Regions from separate parts of the Homo sapiens genome. Here region 2 is linked to region 1. Evidence: read pairs that join two places in POLR2A ChIA-PET (ENCODE). Cell type or tissue: A673. All regions are shown on one strand.

What was found. ChIA-PET counts read pairs that join two places held together with the same protein. Peaks named below come from ENCODE experiments on the same cell type or tissue, not always from the same donor. Only the 100,000 strongest peaks of a DNase experiment are listed, where the experiment ranks them.
Region 2: POLR2A ChIA-PET joins it to region 1 with 16 read pairs; 2 of 35 experiments call an interaction of 5 or more read pairs at or near these places.

Annotation. Positions count from the first base shown.
Region 1 is chr1:200,871,387-200,879,386 of GRCh38, reverse strand. GPR25 (G protein-coupled receptor 25) reads right to left here and starts at 6,406. Exons shown (of 1, transcript NM_005298.4): 1 at 5,209-6,406. The coding sequence starts at 6,349. The coding sequence ends at 5,264. RefSeq lists an enhancer at 5,712-6,354. In A673, no CTCF peak of the experiment used is centred here; no DNase peak of the experiment used is centred here; H3K27me3 peaks cover 345 bases.
Region 2 is chr1:200,531,688-200,539,687 of GRCh38, reverse strand. No RefSeq gene overlaps it. Among named protein-coding and RNA genes, the nearest start is that of KIF14, 85 kb to the left of the region's middle. RefSeq lists a silencer at 3,893-3,962. In A673, a CTCF peak has its summit at 3,879; a DNase peak (open chromatin) is centred at 3,897.

The DNA.
Region 1 (8,000 bases):
GATCTGCCTGCCTTGGCCTCCCAAAGTGCTGGGATTACAGGCATGAGCCACTGCACCTGGCCATTTTTAATTTTTTTAGAGACAGAGTCTCACTATGATGCCCAGACCAGTCTCGAACTGCTGGGCTCAAGCGATCTTCCCACCTCGGCCTCCCAAAGTGCTAGGATTACAGATGTGAGCTACCCATGCCCAGGCTGCTTTTAAAACATTTGCAGCTGGGTGTGGTGGCTCATGCCTGTAATCCCAACACTTTGGGAAACCGAGGTGGGTGGATCACTTGAGCTCAGGAGTTTGAGACCAGCCTGGCCAACATGGTGAAACTCCGTCTCTACTAAAAATACAAAAATTAGCTGGACATGGTGGCGCGTGCCTGTAATCCCAGCTACTTGGAAGGCTGAGGTAGGAGAATCACTTGAACCCAGGAGGTGGAGGTTGAAGTAAGCTGAGATCGTGTCACTGCACTCCAGCCTGGGTGACAGAGTGAGACTCTGTCTCAAAAAAAGAATTTTTTCTTAATATGCTACACAGGTATAAGTGGTGATTATTACCTTAAGTGACCCCCATTTCTGGCCCTCAGTCTCCTCGTTCTCAGAATGGACAAAATGAGCTTCTGTCCTTAAAGCACTGTGATGGATGTAAATATGAATCTCAGGCAGTGCCCACTTTCATGGAAGATGTACTTACACACTCAATAAATACTTTTTGATGTTCATGATGATGAAGAGGAGGGGTGATTTCACATCATTGCTTTCTCCTTTCCTCTCACATCCCAAGCATTTCCTGGTCTTTTCATCATTTGCACCTTTTGCCCCATCATTTGGGGGTGATGGGATAAGTATGTCTTGTGGCCACTCGGCCCAGGTAGGACAGGGAGTTAGCCCCAGTAAGCTCTAACAAGCAAGACGTACTCACAAGTGTCCAGAGTCCTCACTCTGCCTTCAGAGTGGTGTGGGGCTGAGTCATATCACCAAGTGCCACCCCTGGAGCTCTGCCATTCTGCTGAACTCCCCAAATCACTCATCAACCCAAGTGCCCTGGGTTCCCACACTGTGCCCCAAGAAAGCACCCAAGGGGTTGAGAGAGGTGAGGAGGAAGCCCAGAATTAGTCACAAGAAGCAAATCAGAATCACACACAGCCAGTGTGCCCAGCCTTAGCCTAGATGCTGACCTTTTGAAAACCCAGAGTGGCTCCACCCCATCTCCTCTCCATGGCTACAAGGATTGGGATGGGGTAGCCCGGCCTGGAACAAGCTAATCCTGAGGGTATGTTGTCTAAAACTCCTGCAGTATGTTTGTCTAAAACACCACAGCTTACAAAGTACTTTCAAGATTATTTCCTTTGATCTGTGAGGCAGCCTGAGGAGATATTATCATCTTCATCCTTTAGATGAAGAAAGTGAGTCTCAAGAAAGGTAAGCGAGGTGGCCAAGGACAGGCAGCTTGTTATGAGCTCCAGTGCTTTGGTAGCTTCGTTGCTATTTGTTAACTGCCCTTTAAAAGAAGCTTATAGGGGCCAGGCATGGTGGCTCACGCCTGTAATCTCAGCACTTTGGGTGGCTAAGGTGGGTGGATCACCTAAGGTCAGGAGTTCAAGACCAGCCTGGCCAACATGGTGAAACCCCATCTCTACTAAAAATATTAAAAAATTGGCGGGAGCCTGTAATCCCAGCTACTTGGGAGGCTGAGGCAGGAGAATTGTTTGAACCAGGGAGGAGGAGGTTGCAGTGAGCTGAGATCCCATCATTGTACTCCAGCCTGGGTGACAGAGCATGACTCTGTCTCAAAAAAAAAAAAGAAGCTTATAAACCCAGGCACAGTGGTTCATGCCTGTAATCCTAGCAAACCTTGGGAGGCCAAGGTGGGGGGATCACTTGAGGCCAGGAGGTGGAGGCTGCAGCAAGCTATGATTGCACAGGAAGACTGTCTCTTTAAAAAAAAAAAAAAAGCTCATAGAACATTTAAAAGTAAAGAAATGGAGGGGAAAAAGGATCTAAAATCCACTTACTCTAACACAATCATACACAATCATTATCATTAATGATTATTGTATTTCTTCCTAGCCTTTTTTTGCAAGTCCTTTAACAATCCATAGCTGTTACACATAAAATGCAATAGCCTTCCTTTTACTCTTCACATTCTATGACATTATTTCATATCATGACATGGTCCTGATGATCATTCATTCAACAGGTAGTTAGTGAGTGCCTGAGATGTGCAGGCATGCTCCAGGCACTGGGAACACAGCCTTGAACCAACAGACAAAACCGTCTGCATGCATGGAGCTTGCATCCTGACAGGAGGGACAAGCAAGAAACGAAGAAATAAATCGACAGCATTCCATTAGTTAGCACCTAGATAAAAGAGATATACCTATAGTGTTCAAAGCTTGAGCTATGAGAAATAAAAGAGCAAAAGATCGTTTTCATCAAAAGGACTATGAAGCATGTTATGTTTTACTTAACAAAACCAGTGCTAACCATGTTACATCCTCCAGACTTGAAGTGTGTGGGTGTGTTTAACAGACACAATTTTACCTTTTTTTCCCTTTTAAGTTATCCGTCAACATTTTTCAGTCTCTCTTTAAAGAGCATCTTAAATTTGCATAATAGTCATTCATCTTAATAAAAACATTACACTGTTGTTGGACATTGTTGTTTCCTTTCAGGTTTAACTCTTTAAAAACTTCTCTAACTCAGCCGCAGGGTGCACTGCCTCATGCCTGTAGTCCCGGCACTTCAGGAGGCCAAGGTGGGTGGATCACGAGGTCAAGAGACTGAGACCATTCTGGCTAACATGGTGAAACCCTGTCTCTACTAAAAGTACAAAAAATTAGCCGGGCGTGGTGGTGCACACCTGTATTCCCAGCTACTTGGGAGGCTGAGGCAGGAGAATCGCTTGAACCCAGGAGGTGGAGGTTGCAGTGAGCCGAGATCACACCACTGCACTCCAGCCTGGGCAACAGAGCAAGATCCCATCTCAAAAAAACAAAAAACGAAAACAAAACAAAAAAACTTCTATAACTCAGTGCAGAATCGTTTAAATTTAGTACTGTTGCATTAGAAGAGAGTGGCAGAAGCAAAACTACAGGGTCGAAGGGTATAAACATTTTAAATAAACAGGATATGAAAAGTTCTAAAGCTCTTGATGAAGATTGACAATTGCTTTCTAAAGGAATCTACTCTCACCAGCCACATATGTGGGAATGCTCGTTTAACCAGTTCCTCGATGAATCTGAGCCTCATCTTCCCCAGTGGGAGATGGGAGCTCACTGATCCTCTTTCATTTTTGTCTGAATTTAAGGGAAAATTTCCAAAGGACACATGGTAGACCAGTTCCGTGATCTACTCAAACAAAGGGCGGAAACTGTCTCTCCACATTGCAGAGTTCCACAGCAGGAGGGGAATGCTGAGTTTCAATAGCTACTGCAGGAGGGGAGACGAAAACCCACCAGGGCATGGAGAAGTCTTCTTTCTTCCTGTCTGTTTTCAGGGAACTCAACTAGTCAGTAAGTCAGAAGCAGCAACTTGGCAGGGGTGGAGGTGGGGGCTCAGTCCCAATAGCCTAGAAAAGTGCCTCCTCTGTACTCTGAGATCTTGTCACACACAAACCCAGATGAGAATCAGCTTCCCTGCCCTGAAAATTCTGGGGTCTCAGCCCCATGAAAAAATAATTTCTTGCCTCGGAGAGCAATCGTGAGGATAGGAAGGGCCAAGACTTAACTGAACTCTCAAACACCGAAGTGCCTGAAATGTGTCCTGCTGGCAGAGGTGACCTCACAGGCTGCAAGGCTTGCCTCTCTTGGAGTATATGGTAGGAACATGCAGAGATGCACTTTTTGGCAGGCTGACCTAGGAGAGCCGATGTTCAATCCAAGCAGCTCCAAATGCTGAAGAGAATACAGGGGTATTTGATGGGGGGATGGGATGGATAGCCTGCGACAGAATGCCAGCCTTCAGACCCAACCTAGTGCTGAGGTGCTGATGTGCGTGCACACCCACCCGTTCCCCCAGAGCTTGCAACATCAAGACTGGCCTGTGGGGATCTGGCTAGGATGTGCACTGACTGAAATGTCTTTAGGCCAAATCCTCTTAAATCAAAAGTATAAACAGTGAATTTCCAAACCCTACAGAAACCTCAAATGAGAAATGACAGAGTCAGAAAATGGCTAATCCTCCAAGTTTGTACTGGAAGGTCTGAAAAAAGATAGAAAAAAAAAGGGGGGGCCTGGTATATATTTGAAAATCCAAAATGACACATCTTCTCTTGGAAGTGACACTTGGCTGGCAGATGCCCTTATATAAATATATTTTCTTTCGGTAATTTTCAAAATGTGAAATGTCCTTAAAAATAAGAATAAATGACTTGCTTCCTCCTGTGGGATTACTGCACCTGCAGAGTGCAGCCAGCTCTCATGCTCCCAGACACCACCCCAAATCCTCATCATCCTGAGATCAACCTCAACTACTGTGTTGAGTTTTGTCTCACCCAGTGTACGACCCGCCTCCTGATATGCATTTCACTCCCACTGCTCAAGCAAAGACGGTTGTCAAGACAGGGCTAGCAAGAGTGTTTATTGAGAAAGATGAATTCACAGAGATTTTGAGGTTCCTGGCTGAGTGATGGAGACCTCAAAAAACGCCTGGTGAGCGATTTCAGGACCTTCTGTCCAGAGGGAAAGACCAGAACAACTTCCAGGTGAGTCCTGCCGCTTCACAGGGGGAGAAGTGTCACCAGATTCAATGCAAGGGTTTTGTGAGTGAGAAGGGCAGGGGGTCTGACTTGGAGAAGGTATTTCTCTGAAAGCAACGGCTATTGTGGGAGACGGGAGAAAGCACAGCCAGAAATCAGAATGGCATTTGGGGGTCTGGGTTAGATATTCTGGTGGGTTCTCTTCCCGATGGGACAGAGAAGGAAACCCACTTCCCTTCTGTCTACTTGGTGAATCTGCGGGTCTCCGAGTTGCTGTCTGCTACATCTCATAGCACCTATCTTGGACTGGACAAAATTAGCTCAGGTACCCTGCAGGCTGAGAGGGAACAGCTAGTCACAGGAGCCTGGTTTAGGGGAGTTCAATTGTTCTGAGGTTCCGGGGAAACCGATGGAGGAGGCCTTGGGAGTCCAGGCAGCGCGCGAGGAAATGCGATGCCGGCCCGAGCAGCTTGCTGCCGCCAGAACAGGCGCGTCTGGGGAGCTCAGTCCCCTCCGGGACCTCTGGCCTCCTCTCGATGCTCCGCTGCCGCCCACCTCCAGCGGCCCGGGGCAGCTACCAGGAGGCCGAGGCAGTGTTCGCGGCCTGGGCCCGGCAACGGAACACGGAACTGTCGTCCCTGGAGAGCGAGGAGGCTGAGCTGATCCTTCGCGCCAGGCGGCCGGTGCGCCCGCAGGCCCCGTCCAGCGCCCGGGCTCGGAATGAGCGGTCCAGCAGGAGGTAGATGAGCGGGTTGGCGCAGCTGTTGACGAAGGCCAGGCAGGTGGCAATGGTGAGGCCCCAGCGCAGCGCCAGCAGCAGGGGGCACGGCAGCGGCAGCGCCCCCAGACGCGCCAGGTGGAAGACGGCCCGCAGGGCGCTGAAGGGCAGCCAGGAGCCCACAAACGTGCTCTCGATGGCGAAGATGATGCGCAGCGAGTTCCTCCGGGCCCGACCCACGTGCGGCGGCCGTCGCAGGCGGCGCGAGATGCGGCAGTAGCAGAAGAGGGTGACGACCAGGGGCAGCACGAAGGTCAGCAGCAGCAGCAGCAAGCTGAGGCCCTGGAAGGCGTGGGAGGGCTCCTCGCCGCACTGGCTGTCCTGGCCCCCAGGCAGGGGCTGCAACCCCCGGTAGACCAGGGAGGGCAGGCCGGCCAGCAGCGCCACGGCCCAGACGCCGCAGCACGAGGCCAGCGCGCAGCGCGGGGTGCGCAGTGGCCTCGCCTCGAGCAGCTTCACCACGGCCAGGTAGCGGTCCACGCTCATGCCCGCCAGCAGCAGCGCGCCCGCGCAGCGCGTGCCCGCCAGCGCGAAGCTGCTGAGCTTGCAGAGGCCATCGCCGAACGGCCAGCGGCCGCCTAGCGCCGCCGCCGCGGCCCACAGCGGCAGCGTGAGCACGAAGCCCAGGTCAGCTGCCGCCAGGTGCAGCACGAAGGTATCCACCAGCCGCCGCGGGCCCCGCCGCCCGGCCAGCAGCCACACCACAAAGGCGTTGCCCAGCAGGCCCACGGCGAAGGCCGCCAGGTAGAGCGCGGGGATGTAGACGTAGCCGTAGGGCAGGTCCCCGGCCGGACACAGCTCCAGCTCCTCCAGGCCGTCCAACCCCGAGTAGTCCCAGGGCGCTGACCCCGGGCTGGGGCTCCAGGGCTCTGTGGGGGCCATGGCCTGGCTATGAGGCCTGCGCGGAGTGCAGCCCTGGGCGCAGGCGGCAGCAGCTCTGAGCAGGAGGGGGTTTGCTCTTCACGCCCGGCCCTGCACCTCCCTTCCTGCCACCCAAGCCGGAGGCAAATGGGTGGGCAGGAAAGAGGGGAGGGAGGAGGGGATGGGGTGGGAGGGGCAGGCTTCTGTGAGAGAGATGGTGGCCTCCGATTTGGGGCTGACCCGAGGGGTAAGGGCAGGGACAGGCAAAAGGGGCTTCACATCTAAATCTTGGGAGGAAAAGTCTTCAGGGCTGGGAGACCTGCCCGGCCTCCCAGTAGGAGCGTGGCCCATTCCTCTATTAGTTGCTCAGTTTCTTTGTTCGTGAAATCGGGATACTTGCCCCACTGTCTCAGGGTCGCGTTGCAAGAGGTGGTGGGTGCCCGAGAGCCCTAACCTCTTCTCAGCCTCCACTTCACCCCTTCCCACCTGCACCCACCGGCTGCTGTCTTCTCTGTTTTAGAGGTGAGAAGACAGAGCCCCGGGATTTTATGAGTATGGGGCCTAAGGCACGCCCCACCCCAAATCCACCTGTTCCCTAGGAAAGACTCCACTGCCGGGACACAGCAGATCTGGGTGGGTGGGGGAGCCCGCCCTGGGCAGTCAAGCAGTTGTTAGCGTCCTGAGATGTGGGGCTCATGTCTTCACCCTATGAGTGGCTTCTCTGACCCAGTCAGGTCCTCATGAAGCCACGCGAAAGGGTTTTAAGGCAGCGAGGAAGGGGTGTAGTCAGATCATCCTGCTGGAAAGGGGTGAAACCTGGGATTCACATCTGCCTCTTCCCTGTCTTCTCCTATCCTAAAAAACCTGTCAAGCCAGACACAGATGTAAGCTCAGTTCAAAAGATGACACCTAATGAAACACCAGATTAGTTGTCCTAAATTATGAGTCAGGAGCTTGGAGGCAGCAAGATCCCTTCTGAACTGAGAAACTGAGAGTAAGGGGAGGATTCATAAAGACGAGGGGGAATGAAGTCTGACCCTGAGGAGGCAGTGGGACCTAAGGAGGAGAGGATGGGTGAGGGAAAGCTTGCTCTTTCTCCTGAAGGAGGCATGCAGCCACTTACATCTGAATTCTTCTTAGCAGATATCCCTTCCACAAGATATTGTGGTAGAACTGATGTCACAGTGCCCTCTGAGTCTGTCCCCAGTGTTCCCAGGTATGAGTGGCTGATGTGCCGGGCAACCCGGTGTGGAAAATTTGAGGTGGATTATCAATTTTGTTCGATTAAGACTTGTTAACAATGAACTCCTCCATGAAGCAGGCACTGTTTCAGGCACTGCAAGAGATGCCATTCTTGGCCTTCGCAGTTTGTTGCATAGGCAGGAGAGATGGTTACATAAGCAGAATCTTATGTAATCTTATGCAGGGGCCAAATTGTAGTAAATGTTAAAAACCAAGCCCTCTTAGGGTTTAGTGGAGGGGGAGTGATTATTTTTGACGGGAGGGCTGAATCAGAAAAGGCCTTCGAGGAGATGACACTTGAGATCAGTCCCAGGAAGGAGCTGAAAGTCAAATAAGAGCAGCAGAAAAGAGAAGAAAGGGTCAGACTCGGAGGAGGGAGTAAAGGGAACAAGTATACCAAAATGAGTAGGAATGTGGGCTTTTCAGGGGA
Region 2 (8,000 bases), 340 kb after region 1:
CAGCTAATTTTTTGTACTTTTTGTAGAGACGGGGTTTCTCCATGTTGGCCAGGCTGGTTTTGAATTCCTGGGCTCAAGCTATCCTCCCACCTCGGCCTCTCAAAGTGCAGGGATTACAGGCATGATCCACTGTGCCTGGCCTGTTTGTTTTTAACTGTAGGTGGGTAAGACTAAACCAACTCCCAGAGGGAAGCCCCTTCCTTTCTTTGCCCCTCTGATTATCTGTCCTGCTGTCACTCTCTATACCGTCATGAAGCCATGAATGTGCTTTTCAAGAGCTTTAAAGCATTCCTGTTTTAAATATCTCATTTTTTAATCTGCCCCAGGCTTGTCATGCTGCTTTGCATGCTCAGTTTTCTTCAAATAAACTTTTTAATTGAAGCATACCAAATATATAAAATACAGAAACTATATGTGTCCTACAAGAATTTCCACTCTGTGAATGCATCAGTGTAGTTGCTACTTAGATAAAGAAACAGAGTATCACAAACACTGGAAGCCCTTCTGATGCCTGCTCCTAGTCATTGATCCCAAAGGTAACCCCCACCCTGACTTTTAACACCATCATTACTTGTGCCTGTTTTTGAGGTTTCTATAAGTAGAATCATACCTATGAACTCCTGTGTTTAACCTCTTTTGCTTAATATTATCTCTGTGAGATTTAGGTTGTTATGTATAGTGGTAGTTCATTTTCCTTGCTGTATAGTATTCCATTGTATGACTGTCACAGTTTATTCATCTAATAATAAATTAGACTTATTATTGCATTAATAATAAATGGTGATAAATTGCTTGCTTTTTTTTTTTTGGATCTCACTCTGTTGCCCAGGCTGGAGTGCAGTGGCGTGATCTCGGCTCACTGCAACCTCCACCTCCCAGGTTCAAGCAATTCTCCTGCTTTGGCCTCCCAAGTATCTGGGACTACAGGCGCACACCACCATGCCTGGCTAATTTTTGTAATTTTAGTAGAGATGGGGTTTCACAATGTTGGCCAGGCTGGTCTCAAACTCCTTACCTCAGGTGATGCACCTGCCTTAGCCTCCCAAGGTGCTGGAATTACAGGCATAAGCCACCATGCCTGGCCGATAAACTGCATCATTGACCATCCTTCCTATATCCATACCCTTTGTCATGTAACTCTTCAATGCCTTCCCACTGTGGGCACGGTGCAATTCCCTGCATGGGTTTGACCATGTGATTTGCTTTGGTTACAAGGATATTAGCAGAAGTTATGCCATCTTGAAAAAAATGCTCTGAAGATTTGTTTTGCTAGCTCTTGTCTCTCTGCTGTTGCCATGAGACAAAGAGGTGCAAGCTGGTCCTAGGAGCAGGATGAGAGATGTGTAAAGCAGTGCCTCCCCTGAACCCTCCAGAACCCAGCCTAGATGAGCCAGCCATAGAAGCATGAGCTAAAAAATATGCCATTGCTGTATGCCATGGGGATTTGTGTGGCCATAGTTAATTGACACTCCATTCTACAGTTGATGGACCTTGGTGTCATTCTCTGTTTTTGGTAATTACAGTAATGTTGATATGAACATTCTGGTACATATCTTTTGGTGCACACATCTACAGTTTTCCCCATTGCTCAAGAATGTAAAAATTAATAACATGTCCTTATGCAATTTCCTTTATTAATTTTATTATGAAATATATATCCAAAAAGTAAAAGTAACATCTATGTGTCTTTGTTTTCATCTAAGCCTCTGGAGAGATTTACAGTAATTGCAAACAATAATTTCTATGGCAAAAGTGGTTAAGACCTCACTCTTTAACGGTGTGTGCAGCTGCTTACTTTCCTGCAAATAGAAGGCCTTGGGAGGCCAGTGGGAACATGGCCTGGTGGGATCTAAGTTGTTTCTCTTTGCCTCTACAAGCTAAACCAAACCCACTTTGAACTTGTTCTCTCCCAGTTGGTGCCCTTGTCAGGGCCATACATCACCAGCATGCTTCCCCCAGATGACCACTTCAACTATACATCATCCAAGTGAGCTGGGGCTCTCTTAACGTATTGCTCTTATACATCAACAAAGTGAGCTGCGGCTCCAGGAATCTATTAGTGTAATACACCACTAGGGTAAGGCATACTGATAGAGCAAAGCTGGTCGATCTGTGAATTGTAGATATCTAGGAGTTCGGGTCAAGAGAGTAATGCAGATTTCAGGTTGGATTGATGTGGCTATGAATGGTATTTTATGATATAAAGTTTACCTCTGATTTAGAAAGTAATTTAACGTGGGTGACAGCTCAGGTTCGGGCTAAGAGAGGTCGACATGGTAGATATCTGTAACTCTTGGAAGATGTGTTTCAGGAATAAATTACTGTTCTTGATACTTTTATTTCATTTTGCGATATGTCACGGGGGGCACCAGAAAATTGGCCTGGGAGGAAAGTTTTGCACATAAAGCAAAACGGGCTCATTCTGCTGCCTGCCAGGTAAATAAATATGAGGGGAGTGTGGCCTTTGGAAGGCTCAGTTACCATCTGTTTCAGTTGGTCAAAGCTGCATTCTCAGGGTCTTGCTCTTGACCTAATGTTTATGTAACAAAGCAGCACAGCAGTTACAATGCATAAATTGTTATCAGTTTCTGCAAGACTCCAGAGATCAGAAGAATTGTAGCGTTTAGGCAGAGGAACAAGGGAATACAGAAAGTACAATGACCAGACCCCAATGGGTGGTTCAAATAAATTAGGCCCCACATCAGGGGCACATAGCTACATTTGTTGCTCAGGACAGAAGCAGCTCTGTTCTGTACCATAGGCATAACAACCATATGCATAACTGACAGCTTCTGATGAGACATGGAAAGAATTTTCTGGAGACTCTCAAGAGTTACCCACAACTTCATTAGCTATAAAAACAATGGTAGCAAACACTTACTAAATAATTATCCATTGATTCACTTAATGCTCACAACAGCCTTATGAGTTAGGACCTATTAGCTGTCTCTGAAAGTTCAGAAGAGTGAAGCACAGAAGAGTTGAGGGACTTGCCCTATGTCACACAGCTGCTACAGGTAAATGATGAAGATGGGATGAAGCCAGGTAATCTGGATCCAGACTTTCTGCTGTTAGCCACCAAGAGCAGAGCCCCAAACCTAGCTGCACATCAGTATCACCTGGGTAGCTTTTTTTTTTTTTTTTTTTTCTGAGACAGAGTCTTGCTTTGTCTCCCAGGCTGGAATGCAGTAGTCGCAATCTTGGCTCACAGCAACCTCCACTTCCCAGCTCAAGCAATCCTCCAGCTTCAGCCTCCTAAAGTGTTGGGATTACAGGCATGAGACACTGCTTCCAGCACTGGGTAGCTTTTTAAAAATACTAACACCTGACTAGGTGCAGTGGCTCACGCCTATAATCCCAGCGCTTTGGGAGGCTGAGGTGGGAGGATCACTTGAGGTCAGGAGTTCGAGACCAGCCTGGCCAACATGGTGAAACCCCATCTATACTAAAAGTACAAAAAATTAGCTGGGTGTGATGGCTGGTGCCTGTAACCCCAGCTACTAGGGAGGCTGAGGCATGAGAATCACTTGAACTTGGGAGATGGAGGTTGCAGTGAGCTGAGATCGCGCCACTGCACTCCAGCCTGGGGACAGAGTGAGACTCCGTCTCAAAAAAAAAAAAAACAACCCTGACTCTCAGAGATTTTGATTTATAATTGGTCTGGGGTAGGAATGACCTATACATAGGTTTTTGCAGCTTATTTTCTATTGTGCAGGCAAAATGAGAAATAACTCGATATCTGTCAATAAATGGTACTTATTTTTATTATAATATTTTAATGCAAATACACCTGAAAAGGGCAGAAGTCACTTTCCAATCAGCAAGTGCGAGGCAGTGCCACCTGGGTAGTGAGTCACTCATTGGCTCAATGGCAACACCCAGAGGCAAAGTAAACAACTGCAGATTACTATGCGTTGCCTAGCTTAGACATCAGATGCCAGCTGCCTCACAGGGCCTAATATAAGTCATGGGCCCCTTTTAAAAGTAGAAAGTGGGCTGGGCATGGTGGCTTATGCCCTGTAATTCCAGCACCTTGAGAGGACAAGGCAGGAGGATCATTTGATGTCAGGAGTTCGAGACCAGCCTGGCCAACATGGTGAAACCCTGTCTCTACTAAAAATACAAAAATTAGCTGGGCATGGTGGTGGGCGCCTGTAATCCCAGCTAGTTGGGAGGCTGAGGCAGGAGAACTGCTTAAAAGAAAAAAAAACCCTGGAGGCAGAGGTTGCCGTGAGTCAAGATTGCACAACTGCACTCAGCCTGGGCAACAGAGTGAGACTCCACCTCAAAAAAAAAAAAAAAAAAAAAAGTAGAAAGACTTTAAAAGTAAAAGTACTTTTAAATTTAACACCAATTTTTGGAAAGATTTTAGAAATTTCTGCTTATCTCAAAGGCAATGAGTATTTTGTTCCAGTGGAGATGCCTTACATAGTTCATATCAGTCGTGATAGAGCTTGTGTTCTGTCATTTCAGGCAGCTGAGACAGAACCACGTGCCATTTTTATAGGGGCTCCCTTCCCGTGGGTGTGCCCACTCGCCCCTGTGTGGGGAATCTTTTTTTTTTTTTTTTTTTTTTTTTTGAGACCGAGTCTCGCGCTGTTTCCCAAGCTGGAGTGCAGTGGCGCGATCTCGGCTCACTACAACCTCCGCCTCCCAGGTTCAAGCGATTCTCCTGTCTTGCCCTCCCGAGTAGCTGGGACTACAGGTGCGTGCCACCACACCCAGCTGATTTTTTAAATTTTTAGTAGAGATGGGGTTTCACCATGTTAGCCAGGATGGTCTCTATCTCCTGACCTCGTGATCCGCCCGCCTCGGCCTCCCAAAGTGCTGGGATTACAGGCGTGAGCCACCGTGCCTAGCCCCTGTGTGGGGAATCTCAATGCTGCCTCGTTCTAGTTCTCACTGCCTGACAACTCCAATCTACACTGCAGGCCAAATGGAAAATGGCACAAACCCAACTCATTCACACATCCATTTGGCATTTGCAACAAAAATCAGGAAACATGGTCATTCTTCAAGGGTTTTCTATGTAATGAGGACAGAATGCAGATACAAATTAACATCTTAATATTACAAATTCTTTGAACAGTATATTAATGTTTCTTATGCAATATAACCAGGTGAAATTACCTGAAACTGACCATTAAGCTTTTCGATGCTAATACAGAGTGTAGATCTTTCTGTGCAACATTTGATTTTAGCCCAAAGCTTTAAACCCTATTAACATCTAAATGCTGAATGAGGCTATAAAATATGCATATATAATTTTGGGAACTGAAACAGATAACCTTTTAAAATATAATTGATGACACCTGTAATCCCAGCACTTTGAGAAGCTGAGGTGGGCACATCACTTGAGCCCAGGAGTTCAAGACCAGCCTGAGCAACATAGCAACACTTCATCTCTACAAGAAATACAAAAAAATTAGCCAGGCATGGTGGCATGTGCCTGTAGTGCCAGCTACTTGGGAGGCTGAGGTGGGAGGATCAACTGAGCACGGGAGGGTAAAGCTCTAGTGAGCCATGATCATAACACTGTACTGTAGCCTGGGCTACTGAATGAGACCGTGTATCAAATATACAAATAATTGAAAAAATCTAAGATGCCCACAAAAATCTTAATTTCATAACTGTTCTGATATGCATTATATATAATAGTTACACTATATCCGATAGTGATAAGTGCTATGGAGAAAAAAAAGACTGCAAGGGATAGAAAGTGCTAGGGTAGCCTTGTGCGGTGGCTCACACCTGTAATCCCAGCACTTTGGGAGGCCAAGGCGGGTGGATCACCTGAGGTCAAGAGTTCAAGACCAGCTTGGCCCACATGATGAAACCCTGTCTCTACTAAAAATACAAAAATTAGCAGGGCGTGGTGGCAGGCCCCTGTAATCCCAGCTACTTGGGAGGCTGAGGCAGGAGAATCGCTTGAACCCGGGAGGTGGAGGTTGCAGTGAGCCGAGACCTCACCATTGCACTCCAGCCTGGGTGACACAGTGAGACTCCGTCTCAAAAAAAAAAAAAAAAAAAAGGAAGAAAGTGTGCTAGGGTCATATGAGTAGGGGTTGCTATTTTATTTAGGGTGGTCAAGGAAGACCTCACTGATAAGATGTAAGAGCAGAGACCTGCAAGAAATGATGAAGCTAGTCATGTGGATACCAGGGAAGAGCATTGGAGGCAGAGGAAACAGCAAATCCCAAGGCTTGAGACAGCATGGGGTCCTAGGCGCTCAAGCTGAGTACATGCAGGAGTGGCAGCAGATGAGAGTTCGATTAGTAAGGGGAGAGGACAGAGCACAGAGGGGCCTCATAGACATTTGTAAGGACTTTGGTTTTTCTGTTGTTGTTTGTTTTGTAGAGACAGGGCCTTGCTGATTTTGCCCAGGCTGGTTTCGAACTCCTGGGCTCAAGGGAACTGCCTGCCTCAGCCTCCCAAAGTGCTAGGATTATAGGCATGAGCCACTATGCCTGGCCAGGACTTTGGATTTGACTCCGAGTAGAGAACCACTGGAGGGTTGTAAGTAGAGGAATGACAGATCTGCCATTTTTTTTTTTTTTTTTTTTTTTTCAGAAGATTCACTCTTTCTGCTGTATGGGGAATAGACTGTTGGGGCTAAGACCAGAAGTCAGTAGATATACAAGAGGAGACAGTGGTGGTCATCAAGTGTTGTCCTCCCACAAACTCCAATAGACTATTCTCCAGTCACACAGGACCAAACTTACAGAGTTCATAAAAATGAACCTTTGGCAAGGATGTTATCCCAGCACTTGAAATAGTTCACATACATATCTGGGGGTCAGGAAGTCTTCCCTTGAGGCTCTGTTGAAGTCTAAGCTTATTAAACAACCACGAAATATTAGAAACCAGTACCAAGATCCAACTAGGGAGCAGTGTGGGATCCACAAAGTTTGGGACAATTGGCTGTGTTTTGTAAAGCAGGAACAAGTTATCCATATTGGTGTCAACGTGACCATGGATTAAAAGTCTTGAGTATGGTGGCTCACGCCTGTAATCCCAGCACTGTGGGAGGCCGAGGCGGGTGGATCCTTGAGACCAGGAGTTTGAGACCTGCCTGGCCAACATGGTGAAACCCCATCTCTACTAAAAATACAAAAATTAGCCGGGCGTGGTGGTGGGCACCTGTAATCCCAGCTACTTGGGAGGCTGAGGCAGGAGAATCCCTTGAACCTGAAAGGTGGAGGTTGCAGTGAGCTGATATTGCACCACTGCACTCCAGCCTGGGTGACAGAGTGAAACTCTGTCTCAAAAAAAAAAGTGTCTTCAGTATGATAAACCCACACAGGAAGAATTGATTAACTGTTGTTAATTAGATGACAAGAACAACAAAGTCGAGTGGGCTTTGTGGAGTGTGCTACCTGAGAGTCCATTTGGTCAGGGACCTAACTGGCCTGATGTGATCCCATAGTGAGGGAGGGAGCAGGGGAAATGACTGCCTAGTCCTCACTCTCCTGCCTCCCTCCAGACTCCCCCTGGGGCCAAATCCAACAAGAAGCCAGACAAGGCAAGGGAACCCCCTGGAATGGGCCATATGGTTCAGCCTCCCCAGCATACAGCCAAGTGGAAGAGGATTTAGTTTAGACCCAGAAAAGCAAGCAATTTCAAGGTCCTATTGGGAGTGTGGAGGAAATGCCCTTCCCAGTCTCTTCCCCCATTGGAGGGGGAATTCAAGAATTAGGATAGAGAGGCCAGGCATGGTGGCTCACGCCTGTAATCCCAGCACTTTGGGAGGCTGAGGCGGGCAGATCACTTGAGGTCAGGAGTTTGAGATTAGCCTGGCCAACATGGTGAAACCCTGTCTCTATTAAAAATATAAAAATTAGCCAGGCGTGGTGGCGGATGCCTGTAATCCCAGCTATTTGGGAGGCTGAGGCAGGAGAATTGCTTGAACCTGGGAGGCGGAGGTTGCAGTGAGCTGAGATCGTGCCACTGCACTCCAGCCTGAGCAACAAGAGTAAAATCTCCATCTCAAAAAAAAAAAA